Regions from separate parts of the Mus musculus genome. Here region 2 is linked to region 1. A link is a loop called in an ENCODE intact Hi-C map of the cell type or tissue named here. Cell type or tissue: heart. All regions are shown on one strand.

The links. Hi-C counts contacts between places; a loop is a spot of excess contacts. Peaks named below come from ENCODE experiments on the same cell type or tissue, not always from the same donor. Only the 100,000 strongest peaks of a DNase experiment are listed, where the experiment ranks them.
Region 2: it touches region 1 in a loop (3-fold over the local background); 6 of 42 quality-filtered maps call a loop at or near these places.

Annotation. Positions count from the first base shown.
Region 1 is chr2:73,058,139-73,062,138 of GRCm38, forward strand. No RefSeq gene overlaps it. Among named protein-coding and RNA genes, the nearest start is that of Gm39850, 51 kb to the left of the region's middle. In heart, a CTCF peak has its summit at 1,931 (motif pointing left); a DNase peak (open chromatin) is centred at 2,073; H3K27ac peaks cover 595 bases.
Region 2 is chr2:73,002,547-73,006,546 of GRCm38, forward strand. No RefSeq gene overlaps it. Among named protein-coding and RNA genes, the nearest start is that of Gm39850, 4.4 kb to the right of the region's middle. In heart, no CTCF peak of the experiment used is centred here; DNase peaks (open chromatin) are centred at 725, 1,295, 2,095 and 3,595; H3K4me3 peaks cover 1,436 bases; H3K27ac peaks cover 2,570 bases.

The DNA of each region.
Region 1 (4,000 bases):
ACCATGAGAAAGGTGTTAATTTCAAGAACAGCAGGAGAAGACACAAGAGGGACGCAGCTGTCCCAGGAAAAGGAAGTGAGCATGAGTGAGGCAGGTTGCAGGCTGGAGCAAGGTAAATCTGAGTGTTGGGAAGGGCTGGTTGCAGGGAGCAAGGTGTTGTACTGTTCCTAGCATGATATTCAAGCAGCAGCCCAAAGATGACAGGGAACAGAGAGAGGGACAGGTGGGAGACAAAGTTTTAGTAGAACACATTTGAAAACACAGGCACCAAGGAAAAGAGGAGCCAAGGAACCTAGTGTGGCATCTCTAACATATAGATCCATCCACACTATGTGCATCAGTTCCTAAGCATGAGATGGGCTCTTACTTTGCATGAGACATGGCTGTGGACTCTGGAACTACTATCATGGTTCAAAGGCTATTTCCATTCAGATGGGAGGGGCCCAGGCTCTGTGGGCAAAAACCAAGTTAGACAACTGTCTTAGGGTTTTACTGCTGTGAACCGACATCATGACCAAGGCAAGTCTTATAAAAAACAACATTTAATTGGGGCTGGCTTACAGGTTCAGAGGTTCAGTCCATTATCATCAAGGTGGGAGCATGGCAGCATCCAGGCTGTCATGGCGCGGGCAGAGCTGAGAGTTCTACGTCTTCATCCAAAGGCTGCTAGTGGAAGACTGACTTCCAGGCAACTGAAGTAAGAGTCTTAAGCCCACACCCACAGTGACACACCTACTCCAACCAGGTCACACCTATTCCAACAAGGCCACACCTCCAAATGGTGCCACTCCCTGGTCCAAGAATATACAAATCATTACAACAATATTAAAAAAGTTAATTTTTCCATGCTGATAACCACTCTTGGAAAATGAGGAGGGCTGTGGAAATCTGTGACCAGGAAGGATATTTCTGTTTTGTTTTGTTTTGTTTTGTTTTGTTTTGTTTTGTTTTTAATTTGTTTTTTGTTTTTCAAGACAGGGTTTCTCTGTATAGCCCTGGCTGTCCTGGAACTCACTTTGTAGACCAGGCTGGCCTCAAACTCAGAAATCCGCCTGCCTCTGCCTCCCAAGTGCTGGGATTAAAGGCATATGCCACCACGCCCGGATGGGTTTGTTTTTCATAACAGGAGAGAGGTGCAAAATTGGCCTTATAAACAGGAATCACCCTTTAGTCAGCATATATATATATATTCCATATATTTATTTATATGTATATTCCACATATATGTTCCACAGATATATTCCACATATATGTTCCACAGATATATTCCATATATATATATATATATATATATATTCCACAGATATATTCCATATATATATTCCATATATATATTCCATATATATCTTCCATATTCAAGAGAGACACACCTATACAGGACAAAACATAATATAATGATGGGAAAACACGTTTGCACAGTGCCTCTTACTTTGCAACACATGGATCATCTTATCTCTTCTACATGCTTTGCACTCAGGCCAGGCAGATGTTGCCCCATTTTATTTATGGGGAAACTAAAGGGCAGGTGGCTAAGCAGGTGCCTGCAGTAACTCGGCCAGCTGGTAGCTACCCTGGAATGGAAGCCTACATTTTGTCATTCCCAGCTCCAGCCTCCTCAGAATTTCAGGTCAGGGCAGTCAGCATAGTTATTCCTTTTTATCATCTCTATGCCATATTTAGCCCTGGGCCTGGTGACATCCCTGCAGGGCAGTGTACACACACACTGTGGCCCTTGTGGACCTCTGGTGGGAATGAAGGTATCGGGGCAAACACTTTCCAGTGTGGGGAGAGAAACACGGAGCTTCCCTCCAGAATCTAAGGCTATGACGATGAGGGGAATGTTCCAGAAGGACGTCCTCTCGGTCAGTTACACCTAGAGTCATTTCCTTTATCTTTGAAGACTTAGATTTCTTGCCAAACTTCTGCAGAAACGAACCTGAAGGACCGCCACCTAGTGGCCTGCACCGTAAGGATTGACACTCATTCCCACCCCCCCCCCCACAGTTCCATGGGGTCACCTTGCCTAGAAATCTGGGTCCATAGGTCTTGCCGTTCACCAGGATAACGTCCTAATGGACCAGGAGTCCTGATGTGAAACATGAAACCATACAAACGTCAGGGGACACTTGGGTGGATTTATTTATATCCTGGGCGTGGGGGAAGTTCATGACTCAAACTCTGTGTGTGAATCAGGGGCATTTTGTACACCTGTTGGTCCAGATTACAGGGGTGACATCCTTTCTAATCAGCGCTAAGCTCCCCAGTCTAGGCTCACTTCCTCCGAAAAGGAAATGAGATGAAAAACCAACTATGCCGGTTGGGCCGGCTCCACACATCGCCTCTTCAGCAGGTTAAAAAAATACACCTTATTGTTGTGCCTAACAAAGGGAGACTGTTTGTAGGGTATGGTGATACACAGTCTCACCAGAGGAGACTGAGGCAGGGTCGGAAGTTTGACAATGAGCACTGTAGAGAAACCTCTTCGTGAGTGGAAAAGAAAAAAGGTACAATCTCCGCAGAAAGAATTTGGAAATATTTAGTAAAACCATCGTGTGTTTACCTTTGAACCCAGCAATCCTAACTCAAGGAACTTACCTTGCAAGTGTGTGTCCACAAAGTAAGAGGTCTTCAAGGTCGCCATTTGTCACAACAAAATGTTGCAAGCAACCTAGGTGCTTGGTCTAATTGAAGTAAATGATGCCATGTTCCCATAATGAAGAGCCCCACAGCTGGAAGGGACAGATGATACAGTACTTGTAAGGTGCAGTAAATGGAGGAAAATGGAATAAAGAGCAGATGTAGCACACTAATTTCATACAAATAAAAGATATACAGGAAAAATAAACTAGAACTCCAAATGTCTCTATATGACCTACTTCTTTGTACAATAATTATAAGCTAGTTAAAAAAAAACTTAAATAAACAAAAACCCTGTGAAGTTGGTTGCATGTAGGGATTGGTAGGGACCTTGGTGGCATGTAGGGATTGGTAGGGACCTTGGTGGCATGTAGGGATTGGTAGGGACCCAGTTGGGAAGAAGGACTGAGGCTGTAAGGAAGGCTAGTGAGGACATCTTTAAATTTACATAAAATATAAAAGTCTCCCATATTTGAAATTATTCTCTTATGGACTTAAAAATATTCATTTTATGATTTCTTTTTAAATTTAGTATGCATGCCTAAGTCTGTGTGCAGATTTTAGCATGTGATAGCCCACGTCCATGGAAGCCAGATGCATAGGATTCCCCAACCCTGACGTCTGCAGTTACAGGCAGTGGTGAGCCACTGGACATGGGTGCTGGGAACTGAACTCACATCCTCAACAAGAGCTGTTAACTGCTGAGTCATCCCTTCATCCCCCATGTTCTAAATTATTTAAAATGTAAAAGATGCAAAAGAAAATAAGAAGACCATAAAACTAAGTGAAAATAAAACACAAGGGATATAATTGTATGCGAGATCGATTATGAAACCACCCAGGAGAAGAGCAGTAACATATAGTTTGAGAACACAGTACTCTGACGTCCTGCCCTTTGTGAAGTCTGTGCTCAGAACAAATAGAAATACAGCATTCCGAATGTTTGGGGTTTGGGTGTTTAGTTTTGTTTTCAAGACAGGGTTTCTCCACGTGGCCCTGGCTGACCTGGAACTCTGTAGATCAGGCTGGCCTGGAGCTCAGAGATTTACCTGCCTCTGCCTCTCAGCATCAGGATTAAAGGCCTGTGACACCATGCCTGGCTTGAATGTTCTTATAAGGTATTGATTGGGGAATAGTATTGGAGTCATAATTCTGAAAATGTTTAGGGCAATTACAGGCTAGAGTGAAAGATTGAATATTTTTAGGAAGCAGGGTTGTCACTGTGGAGGGAAGTTGTCGAATATAGAATGGGAAGGTGAGGGAAGAAACCATAAACTGGATTTGAACTGGAGGAAGTCTCTCTACAAAAAAAGCACCTTCTTACTTATCTATTTATCTTTCTGGAATGCATCTCCTGTCTCTA
Region 2 (4,000 bases), 56 kb before region 1:
AACCATGACACGAACTAAAATTACAGGTCGCAAACAAACAAATGCACACATTCATAGGAATTCACACACAAGCAGGTGCAGTACAGTCACGTGTGTATCAGCTCTGTGCGTATCATAACACAGGAAGCCTCCCTAATCTATAACCCGAAATACAAGAGTCAGTCCACTTGACACCCATTAACTGAGCACACTCTGAGTTTTCTTCAAGCCTCTCCAAAGTCTTGCATGGCTATCAAAATATTTTTGGAAATTCTGTAACATTTTTTTTTTTTATTTTCCCCTGGCTTCATATTTCTGGTAAGGCCTCATCCCTAAAATACCCTTCTTCTGGGACACGGAAATAACGGTCCCAAAGCAGCTGCCAGAGTTAGAGCCACTCAGAGATTTGGGACACATTTCTAGGGAGGGCTACTTGTAATTGATTCAGTTAAAAGCCAACCCACTAAAGCTTTCAAAGAAACAGGTGTGTGGGGAGGGGAGAGAGGAAGCGGGGGGGGGGGGGCCGCGGGGGGGGGGGCTGTGCGTCCTTCTGGATCCTCTCCTTTTTGCTCACAATTCTATCTGCAGTTTTACTTCCCGTTTCTTCCCTTCTTTGGCCTCAGCGCTACCCCTCCTCTTGAATTTTATTTTAGATGTGCAGAAAAACAACCAACCATCTCCCTTCTCTCACCCCGCCCCACGCCGCCAGGGCGCTGAAGTCATATTTCTCTGTGGCTAACTTCCTCTATTGGTGCCTCACAACTGGATTCCTGTCACCCAGAACCACCTCCCCTAAGTTCAAAGCCAGTTAGAGGGCACATCTGGCACACAAGAGAGTGGGCTCCACCGACCAGCACAGCTGCTTGCCTGGCCCTGAGAGGCTTCCACCAGATAAACCACACTCGGGGTGTCGGTGTGGCTCACAGGGTCTTTGCCATGCTTCTGCCCACCTTGAAGTCAGTGGTTGGCATCTCAGAGACATCAGGGAATTGTTTTTTGAAAATACCTTTGAGAGAGGAAAAACTCTTTTCAAACAAAAACAAACCTTTGTTCCGGCCTGTTAAACAGAAATCCCCGAGCCTGGGCCGAGCGGTGCAATTTAAAAATAATAATAATAATTTTTAATTTTTTAAAAAATTTTTCTGAACACTTCCCAGATGATTCTATTGTACGGCCGGGTTAAGAACCACCGCTGTAGATTCTGCTAGTGGAAGCTATCCAAACCCCAGCTTACTCCCTTCCTTCCAAACGCACCCCAGGAGATTCCTCTGTCTGTTCTCACACGAAAGATATCTGGGAGCCAGGAAATAGAGTCAGGCGCCTGGGGAACGCAGCTAGGTGGAGGAAGGAAAGGGGTTGAAAACAGAGGAGGTGCCAAGTGGTGAAGCAGGCGCTAAGCCCCCCTCCCCTTCTGTACATAGGGACTGTACACAGCTTGTAGATAGGCATAAAGTCACCTTCTCGCTGCTGCCCGAGGACCTGGCCTCCCAGGCTCTGGGAGTTGACATATAAGTGCCATGAAGCTTCAGAGTGAGAGAGAGGAAAACAACTATTGCAGGACCCTGTCGCCCCAGGAACTGCGTTGCAGAGACTTTGGGAAGAGAACATGCGCGCTTTCCGTACAGCAGAGGACAATTGAAAAATTTAAGTCACGTCTATGCTGAAAGGGGACAAGAACAAATATGATTTGTGTGTGTGTGTGTGTGTGTGTGTGTGTGTGTGTGTGTGTGTGTGTGTGTTCGCGCGCGCGCCCTAAGGCGCTTGAGAGGCACACAGCTGCTGGTGTGTGATGTAATCTATTCCTGGTCACAGGAAGGCCAAGACTCCGCTGGGGTGGGGTAGAGTGGGAGGGGGAACTCCTAAGAGTCTCAACCCCCCACGATCCCTTCAGACCCCCCAAATGCTCACTGTGCAGTTGAGAAATAATAAGCAAACACGGAGCTCAGAGGTACTCTGCCCACCCCCCCTCCAGACATCCCTGGTTACTTAGGCAACTGGTGGACTCCCCCTTCCACACCAGCACTCCGAGGCCTGTGGCTGTGCAGGGGGAAGGGCAGGGGGAAGGGCCTGCCCCCACTGCCTAGTTCTTAGTCAGTGCTTCTTGGCCATCTGCCTGCCTTCCTCTGGCAGGGATATGCGGCTCTTGCACCCTTGGCTTAGTCCATGAGAAGAGGTCTCCCTGCCTCCACCCTTCTTTCTGTTTGCCTCTCTCCCCAGATGTCTCAAAGTTTCTGTGGGAAAGAATGTTCTTACTGCTAATGTGAGACTTTCAAAGTCGGGCCTTCTCCTGAAGGCATGGGAGCTGCCTGGTTAGGTGCCCCATCAGGGATACCCAACAGGAAGGTACCACTGGTCTACATTCAGGTGGCTGAATATCTCTGGGTTCCCCTGGCGTTGCTCTCTGATACCTGAGCTTCCAAATATCAGGTCTTTGTCCATCACAAGATTGATGCAGATGTGCAACATGGATATTGTCCAGCCCTAGAGGAGTGAGCGGTTTTATTTGGGGGTTGGTTTTGTTTTTCTTTAAGCGGGGTATGTGTGTGTGTGTGTGTGTGTGAAGAAAACCCTCCCCATTCATATAACCCTGTGCCTCCGATTTAGTAAACTTCTATTACCTTGACCTTTTTTGGGGGGTGGGGTGGTGGACTTGGAAACAAGGTCTCTCTATGTGGCCCTGGCTGTCCTGGGGCTCACCCACAATGTAGACCAGGCTGTCCTCAAACTCAGAAATCAGGCTGCCTCTTCCTCCCAAGTGCTTGGGTTAAAGGCAAAGACAGACCACTGCCCGGTTTTGATACCTAGACTTTTGAATGTGTTTCTTTTGCTTTTTTCCAGAAGAAATCCTGGCAAAGACCCAGTATGAGAGAGGATGGCAGATAATCAGCAGAGGTTCAACCTGTTGGACCCCAACACCAAACACAACACATCAGGCGTCAGGCCGGGTCTGTGCTGGTCGTCACCTCTCTCTCTCCAGCATCCAAACAAACAGCACTCCTCGGCAGGAGCAGATGTGGGTGCCTCCCACCATTAAGAATAAAGCACTTGGGAGGCAGAGGCAGGCAGATTTCTGAGTTTGAGGCCAGCTTGGGCTACAAAGTGAGTTCCAGGACATCCAGGGCTACACAGAGAAACCCTGTCTGGAAAAAACAAAAAACAAAAACAAAATAGCAACAAAAAAGAATAAAGTCTGTACTGTATCTCCAGCCTTATCTACTAGTCAAGAGTCAGACACTCCCCATGAAGTACTGGCTGTGTTAGGACTTTAAAACCTGTCAGAAGGATTGCAGATTGTGGTTACCAGCAGAAATGCCCTAAAGGCAGATCCTCCCACTGGAGCAACTGACAGGAAACACCCTGCCTGGAACAATATTCCTGCTGCAGAGGGTTTCTTGCCTCTCTCTCTCTCTCTCTCTCTCTCTCTCTCTCTCTCTCTCTCTCTCTCTTTCTTTCTTTCTCTTTTGAAACCAGAAAAACATGAAATATAAAACGGGCTCTAGTTGTACCTAGGCCTGGCCCCATGAAAACCTGAAAGTGGGCCAGATGGCAAAGTCAGGCTCCTAGCCCTCATCCACACTGGTGAGAGACAGACAAGGAGTCCTCTCCCTGGCTCAGGGCAGAGGGGGAACTGCTGGTGTCCGTGAGGGGAATACAGGGGGGAGGGAGGAGGGGATGGAGTTTGCACAGCATGTGAGGCACAGCATGGAGGAGCAGAAAAAGCAGAGAGGCATGTGTCAAGGGATTAATATGATAATCATCATGACAACAATAATGGCCTCTGCTTTTGGACTTTGGGCAAACCATTTCACAATTCTCTTTTTTCATGATGAAAGAATCAGTGTTCCGGGCCCAGGGCTTACCCTACAAATCATATGAGAGTGTGTGAATATAAAATTGATTTATAAACTGTTTCAAATATTCACTATTAATTCTACTTAAAATGAAATAGACCTTCCAAGACAGATGCCAGGCTTAAATATCATCCCTCACAGGAAGTAATCACCTTTTAATAATTGGCTAT